Regions from separate parts of the Homo sapiens genome. Here region 2 is linked to region 1. A link is a contact called in ENCODE Hi-C or POLR2A ChIA-PET data. All regions are on one chromosome and are shown on one strand. The core of a region is the stretch at or near the end of the contact, and the rest is flanking DNA. Distances in the headings are between cores, read along the strand shown.

Region 1 (2,826 bases), core at 67-2,566:
GGGCTCGGGAGAATAAGTGCCATCCCCCAGTCAAGATGAGGACTTTCCCAACACTGAAGACAGACACAGCAGATTACTTCAAAAACCTCAGAGCAAGTTTACAGCAAATATCTCAGACATAAGAAAGGTACAATTAAGGGCTAAATTGCATTCTGCCAACATTCATATGTGGAGGTCCTGACCCCTAACACCTCAGAATGTGAACTTATTTGGAGACAGGGTCTTTAAAGAGGTGACTAAGTTCAAATGAGGGCATTAGAGTGGGCCCTGATCCAATATGTCTGGTGTCCTTATAAGAAGAAATGAGGACACAGACACACACAGAGGGACAGCCTGTGAGGAAACGAGGAGAAGTACCTGTCTACAAGCCAAGGAGAGAGGCCTCAAGAGAGACCAGCCTCAATGGTGGCTTGACCTCAGACTCGCAGCCTCCAGGACTATGAGGGCATCTGTGGCTGTCGTTGAAGCCGCTCAGCTGTGGGACTTTGTTATGGCCGCCCCAGGAAATGAACACAGGGACGTAGTGATGCAACCCCCAGATGGCAGCTATGTCCTTTTAAGAACCAGGGAGAATTCAAACACATCTGTTTCATGGTGTAAGTTACTGTCAAGAGGCTCTCTTAAGTCAAAGAGAAAAATGGAAATGTGAAAATGCTAAGCTCTTTTCTTTCTCCTTCCGTCACCCATGTTCACAGCATAATCTTGATTGTATTTCATTTGAAAGACTAGCAAAATGCACTCCGTTTCTCTCTGTAAACCTCACAGATGTCATCAGTTGATAGCAAAGCCCTACTGTCTGCAGAGCGAGCCGCAGGGAGGCTGTGGGTGCCCTCGCCTTGCCCTCAGGAAGGGGAAACCAACCAATATTTCCTGTGCTAATGTGGGGCTATGAATTGTGCCTCACTGCTCTGAGCATGTTAATTTGAAGAGGAAACTGTCGATTGTTCCAATGAGACTATCTATATTCTTGGTCTACTTAGGATCAACTCAAGTGTGCATTTCCTATCTAATGGCATCTGACAGCTTGAGAAGATGCAAAGTAAATTGGCCTGGACCTGCCATAGTTTATAGATGGAGACAGGGCAGGTAATAGTGTGAGAAGATCATGTGTAACGCAGATGCTGAGATGCAGAAGAAAAGATGCCCTTCCTGGCTCTGGACGGGTCTCGGTGGAGGAGTGGGAGCTACTGCTGGTTTTATGAGAATGTGGGGACTTGAGACCTCTATGGGAGAAATGCAAACATTTGCAAATGGGCTGGATAAATAGAAACATGCCCTGTGCATGGCTGAGAACAGTAAACTGTGGTGGTGTGTCAGTTCCTCCCAGAGTGGATCAAAGGGGATGGTGTATTAGTCAGGGTTCCCCACAGACAGAGACAGAGACAAAGACAGAGAGACAGAGAGTGACCGAGAGAGAAAGAGAGAGAGAGATCTAGTTGAAGGAATTGGTTCAAGACTGTGAGCCTGGCAAGTGCACAATTTGCAGGGCAGGCTGGCAGATGGGAGACCCTGGGAAGAGTTGAGGTTACAGCTCAAGTCCAAAGGTGGTCTGGAGGCAGGATTTCCCCTTCCTCATGGGACCCCAGTTCGTTTCCTCTTAAGGCCTTCAACTGGTTGGATGAGACCCACTCACAGTGATGTGTCGAGACATTCAAGGACCATTTTCTGATTTAAAAAGCTTTAAATGTTTTTAATAAGGACTTTCAGCTATTTAAAAAGATTGAGCCAGCACCATGGAGTCCAACAGCCCCATCATCTGAAGGGTGGTCTCTGCTTTACTCAGCCTAGTGACTTAAATGTTAATCTCATTCTAAAAAAATACCTTCACAGTGACATCTAAAATAACATTTGACCCAATACCTGGGTACTGTGGCCTAGCCACGTTGACATGTAAAATTACCCATCATAGACGGTGATCATTGTAATAAAACAAACACATCATCCACACTTCCTGAGTCCTGAGCACTTTGCACACGCTACTTCATTTTGTGCTCATGGGAACCTTTCTGCTGAGGTTGTCCCGGACATTCTCAAGTACATACATGACCAGATGCTGGGTCTCCATGGCAACAACATGGTCTCACTTCTGTTCAAGCCGTGCTTTCCTTCCCCTGCAGGATGTACACCTTCAGTCTAGCCACAGACCTGAACTCCAGAAAGGATGGTGAAGCCAGCAGCAGATGCAGCGGGGAATTTCTTCCACAAACGGCAAGGAGTCTTAGCAGCTTACAGGCCTTGCAGGTAATAGAACATTCCCTTTTTTCTTTTAAGTAAACTAAGCAAAACTACACTTTGTATTAACTTCACGGTGGACACAGCTTCGTAGGTGTAGCTTTTGTTCCATAGACACATCCTCCCTGCCCTAGAGCGTGGTCAGCAAGGGGGCCTCCCAGGTCTGAGGGTGCCGGGGGTCCTGCCCTGGTCTGTCTGCTCTGGGCAGACAGGGAGCCACCCCTTCATGGCAGAGTGCCCCACCTTGAGCTCCTCAAGGCAGCTGAATCCCGAGTTCTCATCCCATTCCCTCATTCATGAGCCAAGAGGTCCCCAAGACGTCACCTGCCCCGGTGCCTTGGCCCCTCATCTTTTGAGGCAAAACTCTCCATAACCTGGGGGTCAGCAGACTCAGGCCAGGGTCCAGGGCACAGCAGGGCACCCCGAGCTGGCCACCCTCATGGGGCACATCCAGGAGTGCAGGCTGCCAGGCAGGGACACCAAGGAGCAGGCAGCCCCTCCCTGAACGCAAACAAGTGACATCACATCCCTGATCCCTGTCCTGTGATCTGAAGCTTCACACTCCTTACAGAGGAGCCCTCAGGAAGGGGCTGT
Region 2 (2,700 bases), core at 129-2,628, 240 kb before region 1:
GCCATGGGGACTGGGTGGCTCAAAAGCAACAGGCTCCCAGTTCCAGAGCCTGGGAAGTGTGAGATCAGGGTGGTGGCAGGGTCAGGGTCTGGTGGGGGCCCTCTTCGTGACTGGCCAACAGAAGACTTCTTGCTGTGTCTCCCATGGTTAGGGTTGAGAGAGCATGAACATGCTGGTGTCTCTCTCTTTGTATAGGGCACCAATCCAAACATGAGAGCCCCACCCTCGTGACCTTATCTCCTCCCCAATGCAGCACCTCCAAATACCACCACATTGGAAATCAGGGGTTCAGCACGTGGATTTTGGGAGTCCATAGCAGAAATACACCCAATTTTTAAGTATCTGATACGTGCATTGGGAGTGAAAAAGGCTAGAAGCATTGTTTCATATATCTTTATTTTGTTATAATTTATCCTATTTTTTCGAAAGAGATCTTCCGCTTCTTTTTGTTTTCTGAATAATTTGGTCCTAAAGTCATGAGGTGGGCTGAGCAGGATAGGGTTCTATTCTGGCATGGACAGGGCAGTACCCTGAGTCAGAGGAGGTGCAGGAGTTTGAGCAGGGTGAGGGTCGTGCTCATGGAGGGGAGGCCTGGTGTAGAGGTGAGAGCTGGGGGAGATTGGGAGGCATCCTTTGGTGGGGGCAGCTGACTCAGATTGTATGTACCCCAGCAGGGGCAGGTGGGTACCCCACAGGGGGGCTGAACGCTGCAGCTCATGTCTATTCCTTATGTCTTTCAGGGTTCACCCAGGGCCCGAAAGCTTGTGTCTGGACCATTGAGAAAGACAACTGGACCGTTCTATGTGGATACGAACATGCAGGAGGAAGTCCATGCTTCCTAGCACAGGCCCTAGAATCAGAGTAAACGAGGTCAGAAGTCAGCTGCCCCACTGGCTGTGTGCCCTAGACAAGCCAGGGGCTCCTCTGTGCCTCAGTTACCTCACCTGGAAAATGGGAATCACTTTGGAGGGACCAACTTGTCCTGGTTTTAGCACTGAAATTCCCACTTTCCAGGAACTCCTCTCCCCTCCTTCCCAGTCCTGGCAAAGCCACCCTAAATAATCCCCACAGTGCTAGGCTGCGCTGAGAGTAAAGTGCTGAGCGCGGGGCAGTCACTTGGTAACAGGTAGTTACTGCTTTCATAATAATGGAAGCAGTTTACAGACATCTGCTTGGGAGAAAGTATGAAACTGTCCACCACCCACAGTCTGGAACTGCTAGGCTTTTAGTTTGTGGAGGCCTCGCCGACTGTCTCCTTCTCTTCTGCAGTTAGAGAAGGGCTGCAGGAGTGTTAGCAACAACTCAGCCAGAAAGAGAAACCAGTGTATTTCCTGTGATCAAGTCACACAGCCTAGGCTGCAACAGCGAGACAGCCAGTAGTTAAGAAGTTGGCTCTAAGACTGAGCAACCAGGAAGAGCTTTGGCTGTGGGCTAAGATGGAAACCACGAGCGGAAGTCAGACATAGCCCAGGGAGAAGGGGGCTGGGCAAGGCATTTACTCATTTAGAAATCTATCATCTCTCTCTCTCTGCCTACCTATCTATGTATCTATCATCTATCTATCTCTTTATCTATCTGTTCATCATTGATTCATTCCTTCCTTCATTCAAAAAGATGTCCTACATATGGTTGCTTCATATTGGTTGAGCTCAGTTATGTTGCTAAAAAGATTTTTTTTTCAATTTAAGAGGCATGGACATTTTGCAGTGGATTTCAGTGGAAAGTTGATGTTTGTGGGTTCAGAAGTCAGTCCTTCCCACACGAGCTCCAGGCCCAACACTTGCATCTGCTGGGAAGCAGGTTGCAAGCCCTGTGAATGCTTCCGGGACAACAGTTCCCTGTCTCAGCCTCTGATATGAGCTGTGCCATGGTGCACACTCTTGCAATGGGGTGGCACGAATATCGCAGTCAGCCAAGATCCTCTGCTATCCTAGAATTCCCAGGAAACTCCCCTTGAGAGCTTTAATCATTTGTTTGCCCTTCAATAACTGCTTATGGAGAAGTTCCCAGACTCACTGACACCTATCATTTTAGGGGACAGTTATGAATGAAAAACACTTTAAATTGACAATGATTGGGCTGGGCGCAGTGGCTCACGCCTGTAATCCCAGTACTTTGGGAGGCTGAGGCGGGCGGATCACCTGAGGTTAGAAGTTCGAGACCAGCCTAGCCAATATGGCGGAACCCCATCTCTGCTAAAAATACAAAAAATCAGCCAGGCGTGGCAGCGCACACCTGCAGTTCCAGCCACTTGGGAGTCTGAGGCAGGAGAATTGCTTGAACCCAGTAGGTGGAGGTTGCAGTGAGCTGAGATTGTGCCACTGCACTCCAGTCTGGGTGACAGGAGTGAAACTCCATCTCAAAAAAAAAAAGAAAAGAATGATTGAATTGTTACATTTCAGTTATAATACATCTTTTAAATTATGTTGTAAATCAGTTGACAATATATTATTTAATGTCCCAAAATATATTAGTGTCTATACAACTTTGAAGAGTTATGAAGTATGGCAACATAAAATTGCAGAAGCAACTCAAGTGCAATATACAGTGGCTGTAAATATACTTTGTAGCTAAGTTTTTCTGGACACGGAAGTGGGAAACATTCAACTTTTTAAAACTAGTGATTTCAGCTCTCTAGACTAGACTTAATTTTGTGTACAGAAAACAAAACCTTTTCCCCAGAACATGACTGCCTGCTTT

Evidence for each region. Hi-C counts contacts between places; a loop is a spot of excess contacts on that map. ChIA-PET counts read pairs that join two places held with the same protein, here RNA polymerase II (POLR2A). Pooled maps may share reads with other maps.
Region 2: a pooled map shows a loop between it and region 1 (6-fold over the local background). The contact joins two enhancer-like sites. A Hi-C loop is called at or near these places in 1 of 168 maps with a recorded cell type or tissue (natural killer cell) and 10 of 50 pooled maps. POLR2A ChIA-PET finds 5 or more read pairs at or near these places in 1 of 52 experiments (activated CD4-positive, alpha-beta memory T cell).

What each region holds. Positions count from the first base shown.
Region 1 is chr21:42,424,580-42,427,405 of GRCh38, forward strand. UBASH3A (ubiquitin associated and SH3 domain containing A) reads left to right here. Exons shown (of 15, transcript NM_018961.4): 8 at 2,118-2,241. Among named protein-coding and RNA genes, the nearest start is that of UBASH3A, 22 kb to the left of the region's middle. Within about 2 kb of position 1,317, at least 6 of the 41 ENCODE cell types and tissues checked have a DNase peak (open chromatin) inside an H3K27ac peak, as active enhancers do; they include natural killer cell, where a contact is called at or near this core.
Region 2 is chr21:42,187,058-42,189,757 of GRCh38, forward strand. No RefSeq gene overlaps it. Among named protein-coding and RNA genes, the nearest start is that of ABCG1, 31 kb to the right of the region's middle. RefSeq lists enhancers at 1,040-1,279, 1,420-1,579. Within about 2 kb of position 1,379, at least 19 of the 41 ENCODE cell types and tissues checked have a DNase peak (open chromatin) inside an H3K27ac peak, as active enhancers do; they include natural killer cell, where a contact is called at or near this core.